Linked DNA regions of Homo sapiens: all the other regions are linked to region 1. The links are chromatin contacts, found by Hi-C or POLR2A ChIA-PET in ENCODE. All regions are on one chromosome and are shown on one strand. The core of a region is the stretch at or near the end of the contact, and the rest is flanking DNA. Distances in the headings are between cores, read along the strand shown. Region 1 has its middle 76 kb from the start of HNRNPA1L3. Region 2 holds the start of LINC01571 (long intergenic non-protein coding RNA 1571). Region 3 overlaps LOC102723323 (a long non-coding RNA gene). Region 4 overlaps LOC102723323 (a long non-coding RNA gene).

Evidence for each region. A loop is a pair of places that touch in the nucleus more often than their neighbours do. ChIA-PET counts read pairs that join two places held with the same protein, here RNA polymerase II (POLR2A). Pooled maps may share reads with other maps.
Region 2: a map with no recorded cell type shows a loop between it and region 1 (2.1-fold over the local background). The contact joins the promoter of LINC01571 here to the enhancer-like site in region 1. A Hi-C loop is called at or near these places in 7 of 37 single-sample maps with no recorded cell type and 1 of 50 pooled maps. POLR2A ChIA-PET finds 5 or more read pairs at or near these places in 2 of 52 experiments (A673 and BJ).
Region 3: a loop to region 1 is called in a map of GM12878, with 2.0 times the contacts of the local background. The contact joins two enhancer-like sites. A Hi-C loop is called at or near these places in 1 of 168 maps with a recorded cell type or tissue (GM12878), 15 of 37 single-sample maps with no recorded cell type and 4 of 50 pooled maps. POLR2A ChIA-PET finds 5 or more read pairs at or near these places in 1 of 52 experiments (activated CD4-positive, alpha-beta T cell).
Region 4: a map of A673 shows a loop between it and region 1 (7-fold over the local background). The contact joins two enhancer-like sites. A Hi-C loop is called at or near these places in 3 of 168 maps with a recorded cell type or tissue (A673, IMR-90 and mammary epithelial cell). POLR2A ChIA-PET finds 5 or more read pairs at or near these places in 2 of 52 experiments (MCF 10A and OCI-LY7).

Annotation. Positions count from the first base shown.
Region 1 is chr16:51,568,264-51,571,095 of GRCh38, forward strand. No RefSeq gene overlaps it. Among named protein-coding and RNA genes, the nearest start is that of HNRNPA1L3, 76 kb to the right of the region's middle. Within about 2 kb of position 1,393, at least 2 of the 41 ENCODE cell types and tissues checked have a DNase peak (open chromatin) inside an H3K27ac peak, as active enhancers do; they include A673, where a contact is called at or near this core.
Region 2 is chr16:51,761,128-51,763,959 of GRCh38, forward strand. It overlaps LINC01571 (long intergenic non-protein coding RNA 1571), which reads left to right and starts at 1,392. Exons shown (of 3, transcript NR_110916.1): 1 at 1,392-1,448. LOC105371257 (a long non-coding RNA gene) reads right to left here. Exons shown (of 4, transcript XR_001752182.1): 3 at 803-1,289.
Region 3 is chr16:51,406,999-51,409,830 of GRCh38, forward strand. The region is part of intron 2 of LOC102723323 (a long non-coding RNA gene); the gene reads right to left. Among named protein-coding and RNA genes, the nearest start is that of HNRNPA1L3, 240 kb to the right of the region's middle. Within about 2 kb of position 1,438, at least 3 of the 41 ENCODE cell types and tissues checked have a DNase peak (open chromatin) inside an H3K27ac peak, as active enhancers do.
Region 4 is chr16:51,430,225-51,433,056 of GRCh38, forward strand. All of the region lies in intron 2 of LOC102723323 (a long non-coding RNA gene), which reads right to left. Among named protein-coding and RNA genes, the nearest start is that of HNRNPA1L3, 210 kb to the right of the region's middle. Within about 2 kb of position 1,492, at least 3 of the 41 ENCODE cell types and tissues checked have a DNase peak (open chromatin) inside an H3K27ac peak, as active enhancers do; they include A673, where a contact is called at or near this core.

The DNA of each region.
Region 1 (2,832 bases), core at 143-2,642:
GGAAAAACAGTTTCTAATATAAAATTACCGACAACTGGAAGTTATCTGCAAAATTTTATACCTAAGTACTTGCAGATGTAATTTATTTTTCTGACAGCACCGCCTGTGTAATGAAAGTTGCTTTTAATAAAACATGAATGCAGTTAGGTTTTGCCAATTAGGTTCAGAGGAGTTGTAATCAGTCTGATTCAAGTTGATACGTAGCTCCTTAAATTCAGCACTGACCCATAGAATGGCTTCAGAATTTCTAAAGTGTTTGTGAAAGATGAACTCCCAAAGCTCCAACTGCCCAGGCAGAAGGGAGGTGGTCCTGGCCAACTCAGGACAGATGCATCCCAAAGGGACTACAGTGGTCGTGGCTATAGAAAGCCATGTGTACTGGGTTGGGTGTTAACACAAGATTACAACTGACATGAAAATAAGCCCATTCTCCATTTCATTTTATTCATGAAAACATGAGCAAACGTCTAATGCATGCAAACATCTAATAGCCATAGATCAATTATCATTTTTACACAATCAGCCAGAAGACAAACCCTGGTTCCTTCTATGTTAGCACACTTCTTGATGCTCGGTGAGATTTCAAGATCTATAAAGACATGTCCTGTCACCTTGAGCACCTTAATAACCTGTCATCAGAAGAAAAAATGCAACAAAATGAAGTTTTGGGGTCTAGAATGAGGTCATCAGTATTTTGAACTTTTCATTTGGGTCCCTGAAGTCTTATATTCAACAAATATTTGTTGTTTAAATATTTGCAAAACATAGAGGTCAAAAGATTTGAAGCATTAGTTGGACTCAGCCAGAGACCTGTTTCTAATAGTTGCTATGTTTTCATATTTAAAAACAGTAATAATAATTATTGCCCTGCCTAACTTATTGGAATGTTGGAATGACACAGTATAATGATTTTAAGGGAAAGTGCTTTGAAACTTTAAACGCACTATGCAAATGTCAGTTACTGGTAAGTACTGGGAATAAAATAGAGGGCTCCTGTCAGTCGGAAATCTTATAGGTTGGTTGAGAAGGATGGTTTTTTGCCTCTTGGGTTTCAAGTTCCCTGCTAGGTCACAGATTAAAGCATTTCATAGGCATGATCTCATACCAGTCCCACAAGGATGAAGAAATTGATGCCTGGGATAGTGCAGACACTCAGGTGAATGGTTGAGATAGACTCTGATACTGCATCTATTTTGCTCCAAAGCTCATCTGTTTCATCTGATGACTTCATTTGCTCCCTCATGAAGCCAATTAACAACAGAAGAACCTAGAAGTGTTCTGCATAAATGATGCAGACATAAATACCGTGGGGATATCAAGGCATTGCCTCCCCAGAGCTGTGGTTAAGTGCACACTTTGTCAGCTCTTCCTTCTCTGTTCCAGCCTGCACAGAGTTGGCAAGAAAAGTTAGTATTTTCTTGGTATCTGCAGCTGGTACTCCCCAGACAGGAACTGAAACACGCCTAATGGTGATTCATTCATTCTCAACTGAGTTTCTTCTTTCCTGTACCCCAGGGCACTTCCAGGTTCTGGCCCTGAAACGGAAGTCTATGTGTGAAAGAGACACACAGAGGCAGCTTCCCAGCTATTTTCATCTCAGCTGGCTTGCCAAAGCCCCATTTCAAACCTCTCTCCTCCCCCAAAGTCACTGGAATATCAATCACAGTAAAGGCGTGTTGCATTCCTTAATGGTAACTCCGACTCTTGGTTTGGCATTTAGATAATGTCCCTACTATCTGTCCCTTAAGCAGACAATAGGGACAAAAGATGGAGACGGGTTGGTTCCCTGCAAAATCAGAGACTATAGTGGTAAATACATTTTATTGTCTTTTAGCTTGTTTGGCTGAAGCATCTTGAACCCTCCTAGAGTTGGCACAAAGCATTTTTTCCAACTTGAAAAGCATTTTTTGTTAAGTTTATTTTTATAGGTTTGAAATCATACTTCTTGTTCAGTGGCTTTTGAGGGACAAGTATGAATAGCAGGAGACAATGGATTACAGAAATATTTAAATTGGCATGAACAGAATGTGAGCTGGAACTAGGATGAGGCGAGTTGGAAAATTATGATATTTTGTATATTGAGTTTCTTTGCATTAATTTTAATTTAAAAAATTATTGCATTAAAGTATTATTGATCTTGATTACTAGGTATTTTGGTACCTCTGTAAAATTTGCACCTTGGGCAAGTATCTTACTGGCCTCAACCTAGTTCCGTCCCTGCATAAGACACGTTTATTATGCTACCCATGGACCTGTGGACTTCAGAAGACATTTTGTGGCTCCCTTGAGTCAACTCAAACAGGGCCCTGTTGGAGCAGGATACTACCTCCCTCTTCTCCAAAAAACGACCCATGCTCTGCTTTCATAACAGAAAATTATTCTGCATGTCTGCTCTGGGGTATAGAGGAAGAAAGTATGCCATCTAGGCTCTGTGCACGAGCGCGTTCAAGCCGGCATTGCTCAAACTTTAGCACGGATATCAGTCACCAGGGACCTTGTTAAAAGTGTAGGTTCTGATTAAGCAAGTCTAGGATGAGGCTTCAGATTCTGCATTTCTAGCAAGTTCCCAGGTGATGCTGATGCTGCTGGTCCCTAGATTATATAGTCCCTGGTAAGCCAGCGACTATAGCAGTAAATATATTTTATTGTCATTTAGCTTGTTTGCCTGAAGCATTTTTAACCCTCCTGGAGTTGGAATGAAGCATTTTTTCTTACTTGAAAAGCATTTTCTGCTGAATTTATTTTTATAGAACCTTTGAATAGCAAGGGTCTACAAACTGGTGGTTCATGGGCTATGTCCACAAACATGGTTTGTTTGGACCAGATTTTTTT
Region 2 (2,832 bases), core at 142-2,641, 190 kb after region 1:
AGTTACCGTGTACACACACAACAGAACAGCTGTGTACTCACTCTTTAGGGCTGTGACTCACAGTTCAATCTGAGCAAGAAATGCTTGGAAATTCTAAAACGCGACATTCACCTCCATGTGGAAGGAAAGGCCTCAATGTTCCCCTCCATCCCTGCTTAATCAATCAGTTGTGAATCAATTCTGCAGTGACTAATCGCCCCCAAACCCCCTTGCTCCACCATCTCTCCCTAGTATGCGGTGCTAGAGATGTTTACGCTGATACGAGGAGATGACAATTAGTCATATTTATCCGTGCTGGGTCCATTTAATCCCCAGTGTTTTTACTCATGTCAAATCCATTATCCCAAACAAAGCTTCATACATCTTGTCGGAGATGCTCACAGACTTGCCTTGTTTACTTTGAGAAGACAGATTTTATGGCAACATTAAATACATACTGAACCCTAACTAATGGAGCCACTTGGCATGGTGAAGCAATTGCACTGGCAATTCCTATCACCCTTAACCCATTGTTGTTTAACTGGGTTCTGAAAACCCAGGGACTTCTGGCTGTGCCTTGGGTGTTCCGAGCATATCCTAAATTTTCTCCACGATTCTACATTTATGATCATTGCACCTCAGTGTTTCCAGCAATCACATAATGCAACCCCCTTCCCCCCAGTAGCCAGAGACACTTTTTCCCGAATGCCTTGAATCTCCTCCTGGCCGCTCTCATGAGTAATTTTTGAGCCTAATAAAGGAACACCTCCCTCCCCGTTTGTTTATTTAGAAAGACAAAATGTTAGGTGCTCTGTTTACTTACATTTCTCAGCACTTCTTTGTCTTCCAAACCATTTTAGCTCTTAATATGGAAGTTTTATAAGTTATTTTATCAGAAAATGCAGACCTTTGCTAGTTGACATGAACACTTAGGATGAGGCTGAGTGCTTGGAAACCCCTGACTTCACCAGGAAAAAAAAAAAAAAAAAAGTAATATGTGGCATATGTTAACATCTAGGCCTGAAAACACAGCCAGTAAGAGTGGCGCACACTAAAGGAAATCACTACTTAATTCCACAAACATTTGTTTCAGTCCAGGAATGGCACTAGAAACTTTGAGCCGTCTGTCTCCTTCCCTGAGCCGGTCGGGCACACGAGGGTCCATAACGTGCGGCGCAGCGCCATCTGCTGGCAGGCCACTCCTGGCCGCCCCAACAGCCGGCAGCCGCGGATGGCTCTGAAATCCACACGGCTTGGTGCCTCCACCTTCGTCCCCCGGGGCTTCTCGCTGCTGGGGAGTCCTGACTGTACTAAAAAAAGAAAGAGAGAAGGAGATTGTGCCGGAGAGAAAAAACAGTGCTGGAGAAACCGTTTCCAAAGATCTATTTAACATGTAAACGGAGGAAGATTAATATCTCTGGAACAGTCCCCAAACGTCTTGCCAAGGGCACAGGTTTTCAGCTTTAAAGGTGAAGTTGAGTTTATTTGCATCTAAAGCAAACAGTTGTTTCTCCTCCTTTCTTTCTCTCTGTTAAACATCGTATCCTAACCATATCCTCTTTACACTCCGGCTCTGCGTGCTTCTTTATGGAGGGGAGGTCGAGTTAATGGCAGCTGTCTGGGTGTCCAGGTTAATTCATTTCCTGGCGGCGTGGCGGTGGTGGTGAGGGGGATTCTGAAGTGCTTTTGGAGACACTGGGGCTCTGTTTGCCCATCCATTCCAGGAATCAGTGGAGGGACAGCCCCTCTCAAGGGCAGAATCTGAGGATTGTGGAAATGCAATCAACACACTTATGCGTGCGCCCACACTGCTTTGAATGGGATCCCAGACTCCAGGGAACTCATCTCTGATAAATTGCAAAAGACCCAAACTAAATGGACCAAAGAAGCAGTCATTATGCTTAAGGGAGGGACCTCACTGTAACACAGAATAAAGTGTTACCTGCAATTATTTTTTAAGGTTGTGGGGGAAATCTCGGTATCCCAATTCTAACTACCCGGCCTTTTGCTAACTGACTGCAACACTGACTTCCAGCATCTCACATCCTCTTCCTCTCTCTATCTTGCTCTATCTTCCCACTCTTACCCAGTCCCATAACAAACAGGTTGGGGTGGATGCCCTCTATGTCCACATTACTTAGGGAGAAAGGGGAGGCTGGATCCATTCCTGGTTTCCACCTAAGGATGATTTGTTTAGGCCCCTGTTGTGAGGATTCTGTGATCCTTGGTGCCTGGTGGCTCACAACAGGGATTAATTGCAATTGTCTTTGTGTATGGAAGGGACTAGGCTTTTTCTTAGGGCGCTCAGCACAGCACTGCCTGCCACTGAGACGGTTCAGGGCACAGAGCTCTCTAGGCCCACAAAGAGGTCTGGCTCTCAGGACAGCCATGGGAGGGGCCTATGTCATCAGGAAAGGGCGTTGTTTTCTCCAGGGCTGCCTCTCAGCCTAAAGAGACTTTTACTCTAATGCCATGAGCTGTCCTTTTGCAGACTAGCAACCGGCTGGTGAGTGCTTTCAGGGGATTGCTTCTCTCTCTCTCTCTCTCCTTCATACACTTTTAGAAACAAATACAGTCAGAATCATTAATTATAGAATTGGAGGCCTAGGGTTGCCAGATAAATTACAGAATACCCAGTTACATTTGAATTTCAGAAAAAGAATGAATAGTGGTTTGATTTTAGTGTAAGTATGTCCCAGATATTACGTGGGGCATACTTACACTAAAAGATATTCTTTGTTTATCTGACATTCAGATTTAAGTGGATGCCTGTGTGTTGTTTTTGTTTTTTTTTTTTCCTCCCTTCCTTCTCCCTTCCTTCTTTCCTTTCTTCCTTACTTTTTTTTTTCCTTC
Region 3 (2,832 bases), core at 188-2,687, 160 kb before region 1:
AAGGGCATAATTACTAGGAAAAAAATCATAGAACATTGATGTTAAGGAACAATGTTAAGGTCTACCTAGTCCAAAGCCTTCCTTTTACAGAAACAGCCCCGGATGCCCAGTGAGGGAAAATGACCTGCCCAAGGTCACATGGCCAGTTAATGATAGAGCCAGGAGTAATGCTTGGGTCTCTGAGATTTGCTGTTATTTAATCCCATCTTAACGGCTATGATCAAAGGACATAGTTTCTCTCACACATAAAGAAATAACTTGACTTTTTTAAAAAGCTGGCTAGGTGACTAATGAACTATGTCTACCGTGAAGTGGGTATCCTTAGTCAACTGCCAAGGCCTGTTTGTGCATGTGCTTTTATTTCTGCGTGACAAGCCCTCATTTGGATGCACAGTGAACACACATACCCCTGTGGAAAGATCATTAACTGAGTTGTGGTGGGGCCCACCGGTGGTCAAACCACATGTTTGTGTGTGCACAGGTGGAAATGATGGTCATTCTGAAAGTGTTCACCTCCTACCACCTTGGGGCTGTGTCTCAAACATAGAAGTTCCCTCTCCTGGGTAGTAACCCTCTTGTCTTAATTAAAAAACAAAATCTATACTTGCAGATTGATATCTGCCTATCTATCATCTATCTTCCTCTGATATATGTGTTTGTGGGTGTGCTTGGTGTGTATGTTTGTGCATGTGCATGCACTTACATATATAAAATGACAAAGAGATACATATTTTCTTATCAGATGGCTTTGTCAGGGATCTTGTGAAAAAAAAATAGGCATACACATACAGTTTTTAACCCAGTTATGACCTTCTGCATCAAAATTGGGTTTTGTAGGGTTTGGTAAATTACATTGCAATCTACTACTCATTCTGACATTAAGTATAAATGAAATTAAACTGTAATGAACAGAAAACACAGCTTTAAAGAAAAAAGAAGACATTAAAAGAGAGGCTGCTGGACTATATGCCCTTTCTGAATACTGGGGCCTCAGATTTTGTTTCTTTTTAATTTATGTTTGTGCCATTTGAACCCCCCTCCACAAGCCCCTCCTGGAGCAGCCTGGACAGCCCTTATGAGGTGAGACATCAAGCCCTTCTGATTCACAGCACTGTAGGGCAGTACTACTGCCACAGATAAGTTGAGCCTAAGCCACATAATTTTAGGATCTACTTTAAAATGAGAGCCCGGGCTTAGAATTTTTCTCCAAATTCTGAACATTATAAGCCAACAATGAGAACAACAACAACAGCAACAACAACAGAAATAACCCAAAGCAAATGCCCCCCAGTTCTTTTTGCCCTAATTTTTCACCAATATCAAACTCTTAACTTTCTGAATGTACAAAGAGATTCTTATTTTAAATCCAAGAAAGAAATGACCTCTTCAAATTCATAATGAGGTATGCATTGAACGGAACACAGCCCAAGGTGAGTCATTCATTAATCATAAACAAAACAGCCCCTGATCAAGGACACATAAGCACACACTGTAAAAAGAGGCCAGGTTACCCAATCCCTTTATTTAATATTAACTACATTATGTTTTTCATGTGAGTTCTGAGAAGGTGATTTTCTCACTTTATTTGTAGCCAGCTCAGTGTGAATGGATAATTACTTCCCTTAATGCTGTTTCCCCTGAAGGTTAACCCTGTTCAACAAGACACGATTGAATCTTGCCTCTCACGGTTGGGTGGGGCTGGAGTGGGGGGAAGGGTCTGCATCCGTAGCTAAAGACTTTTAGCTGGAATTCTTCAAGGATGAAAACATCCGCCAACAGGAATATTTCAAATGACATGAATAATATTTGTGATTAATAACAGCTAACCAGAGAAGTACAATCCAAGAAATACATGATTAGCTTATTACAGACATCTGATGTGCTAATTATCTTCAAAAATTTCATTGCTGATGACTGTTTTGGCAGAAATTTGAGCAAGGGAAGAGGAAATTTAAACTTTTATGTAAGTTGGAAACAAAGCATTTGGGCAATTGGACTTTAGAAGACCTGGGAATGGTATTTGGTATTTAATTCTGTCTGATGAGGAGGAAATTAAATAATGAGAATAGAAATCAGTGTGAAGATTGAAACTTGAGTCAACGAGAACTTGGCCGTCATTGTCAGAAGCTCTTCCTTACCTTCCTTGACAAAAGGCTCCTGGCCCTGAAATGAACGGGTAACATGATGCGGTTTGGCAAGACTTGCCTGGGTGCCAGTCATGGGTGTGTATCACTGCTTGTGGAAGACCAACAGTTCCCTAAGGATTTGCTTCTCATTCCCAGTGGAGACCTCTGCAGCACCAGCTACTTTCACTGAAGCATCACAGAATATCCTAACACATGGTAGGGGACCCAGGAGAAAGCCATACAGCTACTTCTGGGAGGAGCCTGGAGTACACACTCTCATTTTACTGATAGAAAAGCTGACTCCCAGAAAGGATGAGCAAGTTAGCAAAGATTTCAAAAGGATGATTGAATTCAGGCCACAGATAGCCAGCCATCTGCTGTGGGAATAGTGAACTGATATCACAGGGCCATTTGCGTAACCACACATGTTCTCTGTCTCACTTTCCAGAAGTTTACAATCAAGAAAGACATTTTGATGTTGATGGCAAACAAAGTAGGCTTAAAACACTCCTCAATTCAACTGCAAAGAAGGAGAGGCAGACTCTCCAGCAGGGAGACTCCCCATCTCCAGCCCTCCTTTCTGTAGCTTCATTGCCAAGGTGCTCCTTCTTTTGTTTCTTTCTCTACCATCCCCTAAGCGGATTGGGGTATCTTTGTATTCTATTAAGTAGGTGCAAAAGTAATGCAGGTTATGCCATTATTTTCA
Region 4 (2,832 bases), core at 242-2,741, 140 kb before region 1:
ATTTAAGGTGATCCACCCACCTCGGCCTCCTGAAGTGCTGGGATTATAGGCATGAGCCACCGCACCTGGTCAGGAATATAGTTCTTGTTTTTAACCATCCTGCTCAAAATTAGGGTTCAAAATCAGCTCTTAACCCTCAGGGCTCAAAATCAGCTCTTTGGGGCATATAAGTATGGGAGGAGGGTGAGGCTGGTGTTATAAATTCAGAAGTCTTGCTGTCTTTCTCCACTTTCATTGTGTTCCCGTTTTCATTAATTCCTGTACCCAGAGTTTCTCTTTCCTCCAATAGCACATTATCTTCTCCCCATTAAAGCCTCTCATAGACATCACAAACAGTAGCTACTTGGAGGGCAGGGTCTTACTCACCTGTGGCCTAAGCTCACCTTCAATACAACCAACACAATCTAATCAAGACCAGTATTCTGTTATGTGTGTTTTATTAGAAACCATTTCTTCAGGATATATATATCCATTTCTCTATAGATATAGACATAGTTATTACATAGGTGTAAATTAAAAGATATATTTAAAATACAAATACATGTTTTAGAATTTTATGGCCAAATATATTTGGGCATCATTGTGTTAAACACAATTGAATACATTTTTCTGTTGTTGCAGATGCTTTAACAGAATAGTGTGCATTGTGATTCTCCAAGAAAGGGTTATTGTTGCAGCATTTCTCTACTTACTGGAACAAGAACCCTTATTTCTTGGAGGAGCTTATAGAACTACTGTCACTCCAAACCTGCTTGGGAGCATGACTTGCTTTAGGAGTTGTACTTATAGAGGATTTCTTTAACGAGGTCAAGCTGGGACTAGGTATGTTTTAGTGTCTTGTGCCAACTGGCTGATTTTGGAAGCTAAAAGAAGAATTAGCAGGAGGGTGAATTGTCTTTTATTTAGAGTTTAAAAACAGCTCCAGGGCATGTTTACCCAATAGGTTCTGCCCTACTAGTCATTAGGAAAGAAAACTTCTTGTACTTTGTGTGTTTTTATTTTGTGATCTTTCCCTAAAGAGCCAAGAGAGATCTCTGTCATTCTATCAAAGATATGATAAAGTCTCTCTCGATTTCACCCCTTGGTTCACCATTCCTTATGGGCATCATCTATGTGAGAGACACTAAGCCCAGTTCTACGGAGGTTATGAAGGGAACAAGTCTTGTTTTCTTCTCGCAATGTTGTAATTGAAGTATAAATAGAAGCATAATTTGGGAATTACTACTTGTCCTTTCTCATCAATCACCACTCTTTAAGCGTGCCACTGGGATAATTCTAAAAGTGCTAAGTCCTTCCTCTCAATTCCTTCCCTGACAATATCTGAAAGGGTTTTAGGAAGTATAGTAATATTTGAGTTGTATGCAAATTTCCTCTGCAGGAAAACATGGAGACGGTGGCTGGGGTATCGGTTGCACACAGTCTAAACATTCCCTGCAGTCTTAATTAACCACATTTGCTTTCCTCTTGCTTCAGGCTGAGTCAGCCCAACCACCACTGAAGCCAGTTACCAGCCTGTGTGATCACGTGATGTGTGACTACATCTTGGCCTGTGATAAACGATCGTGTCTCTTGACCCACAGGAGTTTGTAACATTCTTTTAGTGTATACCGAGTCATTACTATTGCACTGAACCAAAGTAAATGAATGTCTACTGCCATTGTCATAGAAAAAGAGGAAAGAAGGAAGGAAGGAAGGAAGGAAGGAAGGAAGGAAGGAAGGTAGGATCATCTGCTCTATATAAACTCCCCTGATCCTCCCAGGCGCAACTGAAGGATTTGTGCTTTCACAAAGCTTTGCGTAGACCTGCGCCTGGTTGTGCATTCTTTTCAGTCAGTCACTGTGGTAAGGTAGTAATTGCATGCCTGGGTTTAAATAATGATTCAACCCTTATCAATTGGCCATGTGAATCCAGGCAAACTATTTAAACTTTGTAAACTTCTCTTGCTAAGCCCTTAACTTTGTACTGGCCTAGCCCTAACTACTCTACACATATTAACTCATTGTTTCCTTTTGACAATGTTATAGGATGGTACTTCATTAACCCCAATTTACAACCAAGGCCAAGTAACGTCTCCAGGGTTGATGGGTGCATTTCCTTGTGAGGGTGAAATGAGATAGATAATCAGTGTAAAACCCTTCTTAGCACAGTGCTTGGTCCATAGTTAGCACATCAAATTATAATTTTCATTCATTAGTTTTTAAGATAAAGTTTACATAATATTATAATGTGTTAGGCATTATTCTAAATGTTTTAGACATATCATCTCATTCAACTCTATGAAGTAGGTATAGTTTTCATGTCCATTTCATAGATGAGGAAAGTGAGGCACAGACAGGTAAGAGATCTGCCCAAGGTCACACAGCTGTTTAGTGGTGGAGACTAAATTGCATCTCAGAAAGCCTGGCTCAGAGATCGCACTCTTAGTCTTTATAATAAACGATCACTAATATTGTTGTTTGTTTAAGTGTCTGTAGGCACCCATTTGCCCATGACTTTGGACAGGGACTGTTTCACAGTTTGTAATTTCTGTAAGCCTATAGCCCCACCCAATCCCTGCCACCTCCCACTACCTTCACACACAGAACTGGGAGGTTCTGGGTGAATTTGTTGTCGAATACATACACATGCTAATAGTAACATATGATTTGATGAAGAAATTATTAGAAAACTCGTAGAGGTGGTAAATGTGAAATTTGTGCTTGAAATGAGAAAGCAAGTTAAGGAGGTACTGCTAAGCACAATTTCAGTGAAATGCATGCAGGAATTCCTGGGCAAGAAAATCACCGACTCCTGCTGAATCTTGGATAGAATGTTTTCTCCAGTGCATAGGA